Regions from separate parts of the Mus musculus genome. Here region 2 is linked to region 1. Evidence: chromatin loops called from intact Hi-C (ENCODE). Cell type or tissue: heart. All regions are shown on one strand. Each heading gives the region's core, and the rest is flanking DNA. Links, peaks and the distances in the headings are about the cores only.

Region 1 (8,335 bases), core at 133-8,132:
CATGTTCCCATTCAGGGTGACCCTTGCCCTTGTGGTGGAAGTAAAATCACACCACGTGTTTCACACAGCTAGGTCAAAGTGGATTGCACAACCTATGCGTGTTCAAGGCTTGCGCTTAGAAGCTAACCACCATGTTGTGAGGAAGCACAAGCAGAGACTAGACATGAGTTTCAGCCACAAAAGCAATATCTGCCCGTCTACCATCATAAACAGAGTAAATAATAAGCCTGAAAGCCAAGCTGGCATCAGCCGTCATCTTCGTTCCAACCAATGCCTGAGAAACTATAGAAGAAACAAGCTATCTTTACCATGTCCCTTCTACAACCCTGGCAAAGGGAATCCTTACAGATAGTACAGCAGTGGCTGTTCTGAGCCCAGAGTTTCAGGTCAGTTTCTTGTTTTTGCAGTAATTGTGTTCCTTTCTTTATAATGTCCATTCTCTACTCCTGGAAAAACCTTCCTCTCGCCTCAAGGGATAATTCGCATTACCTCTTCTGTGAGAATCCTCTTCAAGTCGTTTGTACATCTCCCTGTGGATACACAGTTTTGTCTGTTTGCTTCTCCCTTCTTCCCTGCCATGAGCCACTTGAGTACTGGTGATTTCACAGTAGGAGCCAAACAGTAAAGCTGGATGGTCTGCTTGGGTTTGCTTGTCTGTTGTTTGCTAAGTGGGGAAGTTACCTATTCTTTGAGTTTCATGCAATTGCAAATGTAGATGGTGAGCATTGCAATAATGGTCTGGCACCAGGAGGGAAGCAAGCCAGATGGCCTCGACTGGAGCCATGTGTTTCACTGGTGTGTGGTGTTCTGTTTTCCACTGCTAATACTTTTATAACAATAAAAAAATTAAAGAAATGCACATTGGTATCATATTAAATCTCACAACTACATTAAAAAATAACAGAAGGAGACGAGATTCTGGAATACTTTTTTAAAATGTCAGACATAGCCACACTGGTGGTGGCTTCCTCTAGTTGCTGCCGTTCCTCTCCTCCTTCTTTCCTTCTCCTCCTTCTTTCCTTCTCCTCCTCTGCCCTCCTCTTTTGTGTCCTCCTCCTGTTCCTCTCCCACTCCAATTCCTCTTACTCCCTTCTCCTTCACTTCTTCCTTTTGCTTTCCTCAAATTAAATATATTTCCATTTGATAGTTTCCTGAAACCCTGAAGTCTGGGCCTGGCATAGTAAAAATAAAGATTATGTCCTGAAAATCTTATGGCAAAGCTCGAATGTATCTTGATCTTGCATTCCTGGTTGAATGGGCATCTGGGGACTTTACACCATGGCCTTTTAGGCTTTTGGTTTCAGCCAGCAATGGAATCTCCAAGTCCAGAATCTCTTATACTGCATTTTCTCTCTCCCACCACCAGAGGTGTTGCAGCTTAATAACACCGCTAACAATCTGAAAATATTCTAATTCACCACATCTTAGGAAAAATAGAATAAGGCCTAGGATAATGTAAAGACTAAACTAATTTATTAAAGGCTTTTAATTTCAAGTATAATGTATGTTATTAAATGACTCATAAATGGCCACTAAAATATAATCACCTGAAGATGAAATTGTTGTTGTTCTTATTATGCAATAAGCCAACCACATGGAACGCATCACAAATATCATTGAGACTCTGTGGCAGAAGCACATGGTAGGAACACACAAGGACAGTATCTCTAGTGAAGCTTGGCTTGGAAACACACTCTTATGATGGATGGTTTCTCTTTTCTGAGCATGCATGTAGTAATTCAGAATGGGGAAATAGCTTTATTCTTACTTTTATGAGCAGAAAGTTTCTTTCATCAGCTTTGGTCTGAATTAGTGGGGTAAGGACCTCAGAAATGTCATATTAAAAAGAGACTGGGGCGGTTATCTCTGCTCCAGTGAGAAATGAAGTCTTACCAAGGCAGAGTGGCAGTTTCTTAGGAGTAGCATCACAAGTTATGGAAAGCTTGAAATCTGATCCCGTATCCCCTAAGGAAACCAGTGCTAGGTCTCTTGGGACCTGGGACTGTCACTTAGAAGTACACAGCAATGACTAAATCTAGAGTAACGACAATGCCGTGCCCCAGTTGTCAATCAGGACAGCAAATTATGGTTTTTCTTCAATTCACTTTGGCAGTGGCGCCTATCATTGGTTTCATTGACACAATGTCCCCATTCTGGGTCAGGTAAAACTTGGCACAAGAAACAAAGGTTAACCTGGATGCTCCCTCACCCCAGTCCATTGCATAGGGTATACTTACTTGCTTTCCTCTCTATTGCTAGAGGAATTCTAAGGCCAGGACAGTAACACAGATACTCCTGAGAAACAAATAAAATGTCTAGAAAAACATCCCTGTTGTGATACTGCCACTCTTTAGACACTGTCTTTACCTCTTACTAGCTGGGTAATATTATAGAAGTAATGCAATCTCCCTTTGCCTAAGTTGGGATAATGACAGTATCATTGCATGAGGTTATTACAAAAATTAAGTGGGAAAATATACTGAGAGAATGAAATGAATCCTCTTACCACCCATACTGCTGTCTTTACATCCAAACATCAACACGGTATTTCTAGAGGCTGCTAAAAACATGACTAACAGGTTCACCAATTGTTCTCAACCCATAATTTGGTCTTCCTGCCACCAGAACAAAAATTAAGACGCCTAATTGCTGAACTATCTTTAATTCTTCATAGCATCCATTTTGAACATATGTTCATTTCCTTGATAATACATTAAAAAACACCTGGAGTAAGCCCAAATCATGTAATAAAGCTCTTCAACTTACTTCTACACTGACAGCCCCAGGCACATAGTCCTTCTTGTTGCATTGAGCTACTTAAACTGGCCTTCCTACAAGTTTAGTGACCTCCTGGATACCATTGACTGATGGACACATACAATACTGAACACAGACTATTGTATACTATAGACATACAAAACACTAGATATTGGTGATAGTAGGTTTTGTTTTCTCTTATTCTCATGCATAGTAGATGTCAAGGCTCAATGAATATGCCTATCTTAAGTATCTGTGAAGTCAGGTAGCAAGGACAGAGTGATGCATTCTTTTCTCTGAGTCTCAAAATATTACTGAGAAGCTGTCAAGGTACCCACAACAGCACTTAGTGGAAGAACAGGCAACGATTTTGAGCCCTCACGTCTAAGCAATAACTCTCTAAACTTTCTAAAGCAGGTTACCCAGGTCTTTAATTTTCTTTCTTCCTTCCTTCCTTCCTTCCTTCCTTCCTTCCTTCCTTCCTTCCTTCCTTCCTTCCTTCCTTCCTTCCTTTCTTTCTTTCTTTCTTTCTTTCTTTCTTTCTTTCTTTCTTTCTTTCTTTCTTCCTTTCTTCCTTGCTCGCTTGCGCTCTCTCTCTCTCTCTCTCTCTCTCTCTCTCTCTCTCTCTCTCTCTCTCTCTCTCTCTCTAAAGAGGAAGCTGAAAGGCCAAATTGCTGTTTCTACTTTTCCAAAAACACTGATGTAACTGAGATAGGGTTTTTGGAGTAGAGAAATGAATGTCTAGCACATACAAGGTAGGACGACCTGGGGCATAGAAGATACAGTACTGTTGTAGCTGTATCACGATCATTCTGAAACTTTATGGTAACACTCTTTCCTGAAACAATTGCACCTGGTCTCAACTCTATGAGCTGCCTCTCTAGACAATTCCGGTTTAAGGTCTTTGATGAGTTGAAGAACGGCCTGGGACTGTTTGTGCTCCAGCCCCGAAAGTTGCATGTGGTCCGGTTTTGTTGTTTTTGGTTTGTTTTGTTTGTTTTGACCCCACTTTATTGTTAGCATACATCAGTCCTATTTCAGTGTTAACTCTGTTCATCTGTTTTTGGCATGTACATAAATTTTAAGTACTTGCTCCCTTAGTTATAATATAGAAATAACTTCTTTAAAGGGCTGGTCTTGGGATTAACCAATATAAAATTGCCAAAGTGCGACTTACTTAGCACAGTGAGTTTTCCCACAGTGAGTATTATTGGAGGTGACTTCTCTTTCTTTAGTTTACAAAGAAATTTTTATCTTTTCTTGTCACATTCTCCTAAAGTTTAAAGCCCCAAACGTTCTTTGCCACCACTAGAGTCAACCATCTAATCCATTGGCAAAGTAGAGCCATTTGGATACGGAACCATAGTTACAGGTATGGAGTCTTTACCCGGACCGCTTTGAGAAACGGACCGGAAGTGGCCCGGCTGTGCTTTTCCTCCGCGGAGGGCATTGGCGGACAAACGGCGTGACTGCTGTCCCAGGCCTACTACGAACTCCTGGGGTTTGGGTTGGGGACTTGCTGAAAGCTCCGCGGCGGCGCGGCGGGAGGTGTCGCGAGCCGAGCCCTGCCCGGCCACTTCCATGCCGGGTTGGAGGCTGCTGGCGCAGGCTGGCGCCCGGGTGCTGGGCTGTGGCGCCAGAGGCCTAGGTGCTGACCCCGGCTTAGAGAGAAGGTGGGTATGGGCAAGAGGTGGTGGCGGGGGGCGCCGCCCACTCAACTATGTCCTTGAACAGAGATTTGGTTTTGCCGCAGAGGGTTAGAAGTGGAAGGGGCCATGTGTTCAAGGGGGTAGCATAGAAAATTAAGAAAGCATCGTTCAATCTAAAGCCTTGAAGGAGTAGTGGGGTTTTGTTTTAATGTTCAAGGAATTAGGGGTTAGCTGCGACTATTAGCAGCAGCAAGAATGTCTTCCAACCAGCCAGTGCTGGACTAGACGTTGTGTTTGTATTGTAACCTATATTAGGCCTTGTGTCCGGTGAGCAGACCACTGTCGTGAAAGTTTTTCAGATAAAACTGAAACTAAAGGGAAATAGGTTGTCCAAAGTCACTCAGCTAATGAGTAGAAAATCACTTGTAATTCTAAGCTGGAACTTCCTCACTACCAACCAAAGTAGACTGCCCAGAGGTTTATTTAGGTTCTCATCCACCCCCACCGTATGCAAAAATTAAACACACTTCCTTCCTTCCTTGCCTCAAGCTGCTAATCTCCTTCTTAGTGCATTTGCTGGACAGGGGTTGTGTTCTGTGGTTTTTAGTTTTGTTTTTAAAACTGCTTATTTGGTAGTTTGTTAACATTGGCGATGCCACTCCATTAGAAAACTGTCAAGTACAGATTCATGTGGGTTAGTAGTCACTCATGTGTTTCTTATTAGTTAGGTAGGATTGTTTATTGTTAATGAAAAGATAAATTTAGCCTTCAGGGTAACCATTCTTGGTTAAAGCAGAAGCCCCCGTGTTATTATAAGAAGTGTTAGGGAAAATGGACAAACCACACCATTCCCTGAGGCCGTGAGTGCATTATCTAACTGTGGCCTCCCCTACATTAAATGGAAATAATGACTTGATTGTTTTTGTTTCCAGAAAGAATATCTTGTTCTTTGTTAGAAATCTCCACAGCAAGAGTAGTACTTGGTGGGATGAACATCTTTCTGAAGAAAATCTCTCCTTTGTTAAGCAACTGGTCTCCGATGAAAATAAAACCCAGCTGACAAGTAAACTGAATCCCTTGAAAGATGAGCCGTGGCCTTTACATCCCTGGGAACCAGGTGAGGTGTAGGGATTTGAGATGTGACCCCTTAATTACAGTATGGCTTGATGCATGAAAATGGTGACATATGACATCTTGAATTTTCATATCTGTTTCATTCTGCTTTCGTCTGCCAGCTTATTTGTTTCCAGATAAGTAAAAGACCTCAGGAAGGTGTTTTGTAGGTGTGAGGTGAAGCATTCTGCATATATTGTCTTCTTTAGATACAAAGAATATAAAATGAAAGGTAGAAACCAGGAAGAAGAGGCTGGAAAATCCAGTGTAAACTGTCCTGTATTAATACAGCTACTTTCAGTTGGGATGCTTGTGTGCTGTTTGGGAAGCATAGTTCCAGAATCAGCATGTCCTATGGCATGTATGTATGGCATGTATGTATGGCATGTATGTAGTATAATACACTAAACCCATTGGTGGCCAGACCAGGCAGGATGGGGCTTTTCCTGTGAACGTGTGTTCTCTGGAGTTATTGAGACACTTTGTTGTCTAGTGACAAAAGTTCAAGTCTAGCCTGGCTTGAGTTCCTGAGTTTGCAGCTTCTAACTCCTGAGTGCTGAGTTATAGGCATATACCCTCAGACCTGGCTTATGCAGTACATGAGATCAAACTTAGGGTCTTGTCCTTGCAAGGCAGGCACTCTGCCAATGGAGCTACAGTGCCAGCCCCAAAAGTTCTTTATAGAGGACAGCTTAGTAGAAGAGAACTTGTGGCATGTATGTAGTATAATACCATTTAATGCCTTAGAATTGGAATAGATGTTTTCTCATTGATAATGCTGGACAGGAACTAAAACTACAAAAGAATAATAATGGAATTATATATATTAATACTATTATTATATGAATACTGTTATTTTAAAGCTGAAATGTTAGAATTATCTTACATTTGCTAATTTTACAAACATTTATTAACCACCAGTATATTGTACCTAATATAATTGAAGATAATTACATCTGTAAGTAGTCTTGAATATATTATATTTGTTGGCAGGTTCTTTCAGAGTTGGCCTCATCGCCCTGAAGCTAGGCATGATGCCTTTATGGACCAAGGATGGTCAAAAGCATGCAGTCACATTACTACAGGTAAGAAAACATGCTTATAAGGGATATGTGTGTGCCAAGATCTGTGCACATAACCTGCATTGGTTGAAATGTGTATCCCAGACAGAAAACGGTGTGGTAAAGAAGAATATGACAGATAATAGTAAAGAGCTTTGCTTCTGACGGTTCCAGGAAAGTTGATTCTAGCCTAAACCAGTTTTCTCACAATGGGATTAGAATACTTGGAGTAATGCCTAGGCAGGGTAGGGTAGCATAGAGCCTCACGGATCATCCACTTAATTCATTCTTAGAAAGTGTCTCAAGCCCATCATGTTCACAGTAGTTCGTTCAGGCCCTGACTGTGATTGTGATCTCCTTGCTGACAGTCAGAGAGGACTCTGCTTCCTCCGGGGAAACCACATTTTATTCACCAAGAGCAGTCATTCTGAAATGGTTAAGGACTCAGGCTCTGAGGATAAATCCTGGCTCTGCCACTTGCTATGTTCATGAGTGCTCTAGCCTCTTCTCTAAGTGATATAATTCTATAAGAGGAAAAGTTAGGCCTCACTGCACACTGTTACTGTGAGGACCACAAGAGATGACAAATGTCAGCTCCTAGAGACGGTGCATAGTGTCTGGAAACTTTCAACTGCTTTCACTATAGAGAAAGCACAGATGAAGTTAGACCATTACTCTAGATCATTCTGGACAGCTCAGTGTCCTGGGTCTAATCTCAGAGGTGTGATGATGGTTAAAATATAGGCTGTGCACGCTTAGAATGTTAACAAGGTACAGAGCCTTCATGAACTATTATGGTCTGAGTGTGGATCAATAATGGCAGACTGGTACAACCGCACAAGAAGCAGTTTATTACTGTGTGTCAAGTTTAGGCCTATGAACCCTGTAGTCATTGTCTCGATGGGTTCTCTGGGAAGTCCCGGAAGGTGTATGCCATGGTTCTTCTTCAGCACTGTCTCAGGCACTATGGTGTTTAATACCCTAGAACTGGAATTCCTAAGTGTTCATCAGTGTGGAGAACAGGTGATGACCATTCACACAGTCTGGGGCAGTGAATGGGGTTACACATAGCAGGAAAGTGAGCTTCGCAAATGCAGTGTTGAGCGAAAGGCAGCTCTCCTTACTTAGCCAGAGGTTTAAAGTCTGGACTGGGACTTGGGTTCACTGTACCGTATTCCCAGGGGATGCTCATGCTGATTGGGGTCACAGTTTGAGAAGTGAAGATTAGGGAGAGGCAGGCACAGTCATGGGATTATAACTCTTTTTTAAAAATAATTATTTTTGCTGTAATCCTGACTGTCCTAGGTACTCACTGTGGCTGGTGGATCACGTTACAAGCTCAGGTTTTATGTTTGTTTTCAGGTACAAGACTGTCATGTGTTAAAATACACTCCCAAGGAAGACCATAATGGAAAAATCGCAGCCCTGACAGTGGGCGGGAAAACCGTGTCACGCTTCTATGTAAGTCTATATTTTCATTCCTAAAATACTACATGTTATTAGTTTTAGCTCTACATACGTTCATGTTTGCAGAATGTTCTGTAGTCACAAACTGACACTGACCCTGAGGCCTGTCTGGCTGGCAGAGATTTTGGGTTGACTAGACTTCACAGAGCCACAGTGTTTGTACATCGGTGAAGCGAAGGTTAACGTGCTCACTGCCTGTGTTGGGTTCATCACAAGGACTAAACAAGCTTCCTCTAGTTGCCTGGACTGCCTGCCGTACACTCAGCACATCCTGGGTCCATTTGTTTG
Region 2 (8,335 bases), core at 127-8,126, 79 kb after region 1:
TTTTAACCCTCTCTGCTAAGGTAATAAAGCCTCCTTGAATTCTCCTGACAGGCCCTATCTACCAGCTCAATTCGATGGAGACTTAAGTTGTTTAAAAGGTGGAGATGAGGGGGTTCTGGAGTGGCTCTCATGAATCCCAGGCTGGCCTTCAACTATGTAGCCAAGGAGGATCTTAAACTTCTGGTCCTCCTCTCTGAGCACTGGGGTGACAGGTGTTTGCCACCATGCCATTTATGCAGTGCCAGGGGCTGGTCTCAGGCTCCCATGAATGCTAGGCAAAGCTACAGGAGCTACATCCCTGGGATTTGAGAATTTTGAAATTTGAGACTTTTCAAAAGATCCACATCAGTCACAGGAGCAGTCTTGAAATAAAATAAAATAAAATAAAATAAAATAAAATAAAATAAAATAAAATAAAATAAAATAAAAATAAAAAAACAGTCCCTGGACTATGAAGAACATCCCAAGATCCTGATTAAGAAGTGGGTCCTGGGATGTTCTGATAAGATTCTGCCCCCCTCAGGGCCTTCACACATGCCTCGTTAGAAACAATCACCCATGGAAGGAGTTACAGAGACAAAGTTTGGTGCTAAGACAAAAGGATGGACCATCTAGAGACTGCCATATCCAGAGATCCATCCCACAATCAGCTTCCAAACGCTGACACCATTGCATACACTAGCAAGATTTTGCTGAAAGGACCCTGATATAGCTGTCTCTTGTGAGACTAGGCCGGGCCTAGCAAACACATAAGTAGATGCTCACAGTCAGCTATTAGATGGAGCACAGGGCCCCCAATGGAGGAGCTAGAGAAAGTAACCAAGGAGCTAAAGGGATCTGCAACCCTATAGGTGGAACAACAATATGAACTAACCAGTACCCCGGAGCTCTTGACTCTAGCTGCATATGTATCAAAAGATGGCCTAGTTGGCCATCACTGGAAAGAGAGGCCCATTGGACAGGCAAACTTTATATGCCCCAGTACAGGGGAATGCCAGGGCCAAAAAATGGGAATGGGTGGGTAGGGAAGTGGGGGGGTGGAGGGTATGGGGGACTTTTGGGATAGCATTCTAAATGTAATTGAGGAAAATACATAATAATAAAAAATATTTTAAAAAAAAGAAACTTCTTTCCAATACCCAGCAAAACTCTCAATTACCACAGATGGAGAAACCACAGTATTCCATGACAAAACCAAATTCATACAATATCTTTCCACGAATCCAGCCCTTCAAAGGATAATAAAGGGAAAACTCCAACACAAGGAGGGAAACTATGCCCTAAAAAAAGCAAGAAAGTAATCTTTCAACAAACCTAAAAGAAGATAGCCACATGAACAGAACAACAAAAATAACAGGAAGCTACAATTACTTTTCCTTAATATCTCTTACTATCAATGGACTAATTTCTCCAATAAAAAGGCATAGACTAACAGGAACTTCTTTCCAAATCCCTATGTGATTTCTCCCTTCCTTTCCCTTCTTCCATTTTTACTAGGGCCTTTTCAGATGAACCCAAGTGAAAGAATGTCAACAGAATGCTTACAAACTCAGGCATCGCAAACCTTAGCCTATCTTTCCCAGCTGAAGTCATTGAAGCCAGACAGCTGCTTTTTTTTAATTGGTGTTTTACTGGGACACAACAACCACAAATTTATACATCATGCAGATAAGTTTGACGTGGCAGAGTAAAGGGTTCCCACGGACACCATGTGACTGAAGGGGCTTCTACTTCTTACTGTGTAGTGCTCTTTATGATGCTGTGTGCTCACTCCTCACTGTGAAGTCTTAAAGACAAGAGCAGTGGGTCTCTATTTCTGTCACCATACCTAGCACTGAGCAAGTATTAACCTGTACCTTTTGAAAAAGCTCTGGAACTTGGAGGCCCAGATATCAGCCTACTCTTCCAGATGCCTCTAGGTTTTTTTTTGTTTTTGTTTTTGTTTTTTTTTGGTTTGTTTGTTTGGTTGTTTTTTTTTAAGCAGGGCAGGCTAGACAGAGACAATGGGAGCTCAAAGATGAACACGCAGGAAGACAGGTATCAGGACTGAGGTCTCAGGCCTCCTAAGAAGCCCTTGACAATTCCAACTCTCAGTTAGAGCGCAGGGCTGGGTAGGCCCTTACGTCACTTTCTGAAACCCACTGCTCTGCTCAAGCCCCAGGTAACACAGGACAATTCTCAGAAAGAAGCCATCTCCTTTGCTTCCCTAACAGGCATGGGTTGGGCTGGACACAGGACAGCAGCCTTACAGCGGATGGGGAAGAAACCCTCCCATTTACCCGGAAGGAGTGGGATGTGCCAAATGCCACATCATGGTTAAACTGGGCAGATGACAGTGTGTCAGGCTGTGTGTGACCACGAACTACACATATACATACCTGGAGCTTCCAGGCTGTTTGTCCATGTATAAGGCAGGACTCTGGGATACTACAAAGGCCTTTTATCCCTAATGCCACCAGACAAGGTGTTCCGTTGAAAACAGTGCATATCCTTCCCTGTTGCTAATCTGGCACCACCTACAATCCTTTATACCCCAAAGAGAGACCACTTGTCCTTCCCTCCCTCATACCAAGGCCCTCTGGGTTCCAGGGGTCCATGCTGGTCCGATTCTACTTAGAATCTGGGATCTTTAGTTTTGCAATAATGCCAGGATCCAGAAGTTTCAAGTCCTGAAGGGCTTCTAGTAGCTGCTCTCGGGCAGCTCCAATGAAGGAATTCTCCAGAAAGGCAGGCAGGCCTCCCTCACCATCACGGAGGACGTACAGGGGTACCCGCACCAGGCCCAGCACCTATGAAAAGGAGACATCGGACAAGTGGGACCTCAAGAACCTCAACACATTACCTTATCTACCTTGGAACAGAACTCTCCAGAGAAGAGCCAAGCAGAACCGGGCCTAATAATCACACCTCAGGAGAGCTTAGAGAGCCAAACTCTGTGGACAAGTGAGCCACGCTGGGTTCCAAGCTCCATCCGTGCCAATCCTTCTCCATCCTTTTCCTCACCCTTACTGGCGACGGCCTCCAGGAGGCATGCCTGGCTGTAGCAGTATTTCAAAACTCAGAACTCACACCACTGTATAGGTAGCACTTGGGTGCTCAAGAAAAATGCAAATACCCAAGTATTCCTCTGACATCCTTACCCAACTCAAGTGATTCCAATGGACTGTTCAGTCTAAACACTGTCAAAGTGTGCGCACTAATCAGTTTTAATAGCGCTCTCACTCCCAGGTTCAGGGTCACCTCTACACACAGGCGTCCCTAGCATTAGACTCACTGTCTGCTTAAGGGAAATATGAACCCAAAGTCAAGAGCTTAGGGTATCATGTGCACTAGCATAGAGCTGGAGAGACCTTTGGATGTGTGTTCTAAAAAGCTCTCTGCAGGGGCCGCTAAAGGTGGCCGAGTAGGTGGTATTATCTAGCCTGGAGATGACCAAGATCCCAACTAGTTCATGCCACTTGAAAGAATTCAAAGTCGGAGGGTCAAAATCTCCTCCACCCAGTGGCTTTTCTCGGTAAGGGGATTGGGGGAGGACAGACTGGAGCTGGAGTGGATCCCAGGCTGGTCCCACCTCCAGCCCATGGTCCTTGGCTTGAGGTGCCCTGGCTTCCACAGCCTGCAGCTGTTCCAGAGTCAGGCGCTTGGCATAGAAGTGGGCCACCACGCGCGGTCTGGCCGCGATGTGTGAGCTGCGGTAGTCAGAGCGTTCAACGCGGAAGGCAGACATCGCTTCGCCCAGCTCCTCGCGCAGTTCCCGGTTCAGCCCGTCCTCCAGGCAGCTGTCCTGCGCGTCCACGAAGCCGCCAGGGAAGCCCAGGCGCCCGTCAAAGCGCATCTGCATCTGGGGGAGGAGGGTATGATGGTTGGCCCGGGCTCGCGAGCCCTGGGGCGGGGGAGCGGCCGTGCATGACGCGTCCTCACCAGCACGGCGAAGCGCATCGGGATGCGGCCGAACAGCTTGCGGGGGTCGGGCGCGTAGAGCAGCGCATGGCAGGCGTGGCGCCAGTCCGGCCCGAGCGCCAGGGCCTCGCTGAGCTCCACTTTCCGATGCCCCTCCATCTCGAGGCTCGCACTTCCGGGTTCTTGCAGAGGCCAGCGCCTCGGGGCGGAGCTTTGCGAGACTCCGCATCAGCCAATCAGGATGGGTCTCTCAGGAGCTCCGAAGACACCCTGGATTGGCCCTTAGGCTAGGGTGGGGCTGAAGGCTTGGTAAGGTCAGGCTCAGGCCGGAGGTGTTTTGGAACCTGAGTTAGAATTTACGCAGGAGTTCTGCCAGTGCAAAGGACAACGTATTTTTTAGAAAACGGTTCTGGGTTGGTCCGTTCATAACAAAGAGTCTAGGGATGGGAGGAAGGTAGTCTGGCTTCAGAACTTATTCCTAGCCTAGCGTGATGGGGGAAAGGAGAGGTGGGTGTAACAAGTCTTGAGTGGTGGAAATGTGGGGATTGACTGATTATAAGAGGGCACAGGGACAGAGCTAACACATTTGGGGAAGGGGAGTGGCCAATGGATGTGGTTACAACAACCAACTGCATTGGCTGTGGGCTCTGGGTAGTGATGTGGCGCCTGGTACATGGAAAATGACATGGAAATGTCACAGGTCACACAGTAAGATTGGGGAGGGGTGGCTGGCTGAGGAAATAAAGCACAGAAAAGAGTGGGGAGGAGTCAGACAGGACACCCCACCACCACCACACTAGGAGTAAATTAAAATACCCTCAGAACTTTAAATTGTGAAGAAAAATAGGAAAGAGATGGGGGACACTCAATGCCTAATGCTGAGATCCTGGCATTCAGGATCCTTCACCTCAGCTAGGCTGCCCCACCTGAAGTTGAGTCCATATATCAAGAACCTGTATGTATTTAAGGAAGGGAAGAGGTGACACTCAAAGAAGATCTGACTTCAGGTCACAGCCTGGACTTGAAAGTTTGTTGTAGAGCTCAGAACTCACCCAGATACAGGCTTGTGACTTTAGTAGAAGCCACTCAACCCTCTCAGGTTCCCAGTTAAGGACCTGTTAGTGGAGGTGGAACCAGCGTAGTATGGGAGTAAAATTCTCCTCAGAGCCAGACATATGGTAAATGCAGCCATTCTTGGATTCGAGGGTGGAGGTTCGATGCTGTGTCTTATGTCAAAGATTGAGGCCAGCATCCTAAGAATAAGGGCACCATCAGGAAAAGCCTGTGGACATCTTGCCTCAGTCCCCTGAGTCGCAGGGCAGAGATGCCATTGACTGAGGCAGTCACATCATGGTGAGTTAGGTGCGATACAGATGCCATTACTCAGATAACATCCAAGGGACAGGCAAATCATCCTGGTCAAACATTATCACCTGGCAACAAGAAGGAGAAGGAGGAGGAGGAGGAGGAGGAAGAGGAAGAAGAGAAGAAGAAGAAGAAGAAGAAGAAGAAGAAGAAGAAGAAGAAGAAGAAGAAGAAGAAGAAGAAAGAAGCTTATAAAACCCTTCATATCTTCCAATTCCAGAGCCCCACCCCAGGCCAATTTCAAGAAAAAATTCCTGGTGGTAGTAAGAGGACACGGTGGTTCTTTTGTTTTGTTTTCTGGATGTGTGCAGTGTATGTGCATGTACAAATGTATGTGTGTTCAAAAGACACGTAGGCTCATGTTCACATGTGTGTGGAGGCCAGAGGTCAATTCTGAGTGTCTCTGGGTGTCTCTCTCTACTGCCAGCCCCCCTTATTTTTTGAAAGTGACTAATGCACTGAGCTCACTAACGGTCTACAATATCTGGTCAGTAAACTCTGGGGATCCCCCGTCTCCCCTTCTCCCAGTGCTAGAGTTACAGGCACGCCCACTATGCTTGGCTTTTGTGGGGGTGCTAAGGATCCAGACTCAGACCTTCATGCTTGTAAGGCAGAGAATGTATAGACTAGGACATCTTCCCAACCTGGCTTTTAAAGACACACCATTTGAAAAGCCACCATGACCGATGTGAGGGAGCCCGAACAAATTACATGCGCCCCCCCCCTTATTTATAAAGAAACCAGACTTATCTCGGGGCTACAGTATTGTACAGAGTTAACACAGAGCCTCATGCAAACAGAGTGATAAGAAATATGGTGTTCAGGATTGTATACATCAGACCTATGATTACTACCACTCTTATAAAACAAACTGTAAATCTTGGTCCAATCTATAATAACTAAAAAGGGCCACCTCCAAATGAAGAGAATTATTATACTTTCTGTAGTAACAGGATGAGCTTAATATGAGTTTGAGTTGGCCTATATAACCCTACAGGCATCTACATAAAGCAGCATTGGGAATGCCTACATCAAGGATTAATAAACCCCTTACTTTTTTGTTCTTGTTGTCGTTGCTCTGTCAGTTGAGAGGCCCACAGAGCCCATGATGCCTGATGATAACAACTCAGTTAGGGTCCAGGACTTGCTTATAACATCATAGCCCAACAAAAGAAACCAATGCTCCTTAGAAAACTTCCACTGAAGAGCCAGAAAGATCCCCAGTGAAATACAGTGAACATCAACCATCTTATGATGTCAGGAAAGAAACTCAATCCCACCCTTACGCCCTCCCTCAAAGAGAAAAAAAAAAAGAATCCCCCAAATAAAAGAGAACCCCTGCACTGTTCTGAGACAGAAAGCCACAGGCCACTGCTGAGTTTTCAAAACAAAAACCAGTTTGAGGAACAGAAGAACAAACGTGGTTTTACTTTTGGTTTATTCATTTATTTATGATGTAAAGTAGAAAATAAATACCTGTCCTGATATTAGAATGCAGATACATGCAGAATGAGCTGCTGAGGGTCGGCAAAGGGTCCTCCACTTGGAAGACTTAGAGATCATTTCAGCAGCTATTTTGTCCTCCAGCAGAGCAGAGCTCCATAGTAACTTCCTTCCGAAGAGTAAACAGTACAAAAAGAAGAAAACCACAGTGCAACTTTGTAGCTTGGGGGTGAAATCAACCAGCACTACCTTAGCGGGACAATCAAGATCAGCAACCGGCATAGGTGTGTCACATCGACAGAGGGGGCTACATATGGTGTCAAGGTAAGCATCCAGCATTGTTGTGTCACACTGACAGAGGGGACTAGATATGTTGTGATGATAATGTCTCTTTTGCCTGAGGTCTCCCCTCCCCCAAAGGAGAGAACTCTGGTCTAAACTTTGAGGAAAGCAACAAGCCAGCCTCCGCCATTTGACAGGTAATCCTTGAAACTGTCAAGGCATTGTCTTAGTTCCTTGGAGTTACTGGAACAAAATTCCTCAGACTGGAAGACTTACAAACTAAAGTTTATTTCACACAGTTCTGGGGACTTGGAAGTCTAAGACGAAGGGGCTGACATACTTGGTGTCTGCTGAGGTCCCAGTTCTTGATGCATAGGCCACCTGGTAGCTGAAATCTCAGAAGGTTCTGGAGAGCTCTCCAGATCCCCTGCAAGGTCACTAATGCTTTTCATGAAGGCTGCGTTATTTCAGTATAGTCCCCTCCCAAAGGCCCCTATCCCCAAATATCAATGTGGGGTTAGGATGTCAGCATATGGACTGAAGGACTGGTGCGGAGGACATAAATATTCAATCTATGGCAATCAAAATAAAAATGAAAATTTCCACAGGTACCTATGGAATAAAGGAGAACCTCAAAAGATGTGCCTCACCTGAAATCTGAGAAAGATGAGGATATTAGGTAACAGCCAAGAGAATCTGAATAAAGCGTTGGTTAATATTAACGCCTTAAAACTGGCTCATTATTTTAAGAACTATACCGTACTAAATTAAGATATTAACTCATCCTCAGACTCTCCTGCCAGGAGTTTCAGGTCTAGTTTACCTTTCCAGCTGTTCCCTGGTAGCCCTGCTGTTGGACGTTCTGAGAACACATTCCAGGTCCTGGGTCTCTTTATGGCTCATATATATATGAGTGTGTGTGTGTGTGTGTGTGTGTGTGTGTGTGTGTGTGTGTGTGTGTGTGTGTGTGTGTGTGTGTGTGTGATGCATCCAATCCTCACTTATGCAGACAAAATGCCAAAACCAACATTTTCAATGTTAACAACTGAGCTGCTGTCAATTGGAACCTTACCCTCAAGGACCCATGAAGCCTCACACAGATCTCTGAGGACTAACCACTAACAGTGCAAGGAACCTTCCTCCAATGACTGGGCTCAAGAAAAAAAAATCTAATACAAAATTTGTTACCCAACAAGAAGTCCCTTTGCCCACTGGGGACATGGGGTCCTAGCAGGAGGCCCTTCAGGATGAGATGTAGTTAACCACTCCCAACCCCGCCTCAACAACTGAACAAGTGAAAATTATTTTCCTCATTCTGGAGAATGGGAAGTCTCCAGTGCTGTAC

Evidence for each region. Hi-C counts contacts between places; a loop is a spot of excess contacts. Peaks named below come from ENCODE experiments on the same cell type or tissue, not always from the same donor. Only the 100,000 strongest peaks of a DNase experiment are listed, where the experiment ranks them.
Region 2: a loop joins it to region 1, with 4 times the contacts of the local background. A loop is called at or near these places in 12 of 42 quality-filtered maps.

What each region holds. Positions count from the first base shown.
Region 1 is chr9:105,049,083-105,057,417 of GRCm38, forward strand. Mrpl3 (mitochondrial ribosomal protein L3) reads left to right here and starts at 4,186. Exons shown (of 10, transcript NM_053159.4): 1 at 4,186-4,430; 2 at 5,339-5,523; 3 at 6,513-6,604; 4 at 7,943-8,041. The coding sequence starts at 4,339. In heart, for the core only: no CTCF peak of the experiment used is centred there; a DNase peak (open chromatin) is centred at 4,289; H3K4me3 peaks cover 1,678 bases; H3K27ac peaks cover 947 bases.
Region 2 is chr9:105,127,722-105,136,056 of GRCm38, forward strand. It overlaps Nudt16 (nudix (nucleoside diphosphate linked moiety X)-type motif 16), which reads right to left and starts at 4,084. Exons shown (of 3, transcript NM_029385.2): 1 at 3,922-4,084; 2 at 3,572-3,841; 3 at 1,617-2,789. The coding sequence starts at 4,059. The coding sequence ends at 2,610. In heart, for the core only: no CTCF peak of the experiment used is centred there; a DNase peak (open chromatin) is centred at 4,070; H3K4me3 peaks cover 1,507 bases; H3K27ac peaks cover 1,384 bases.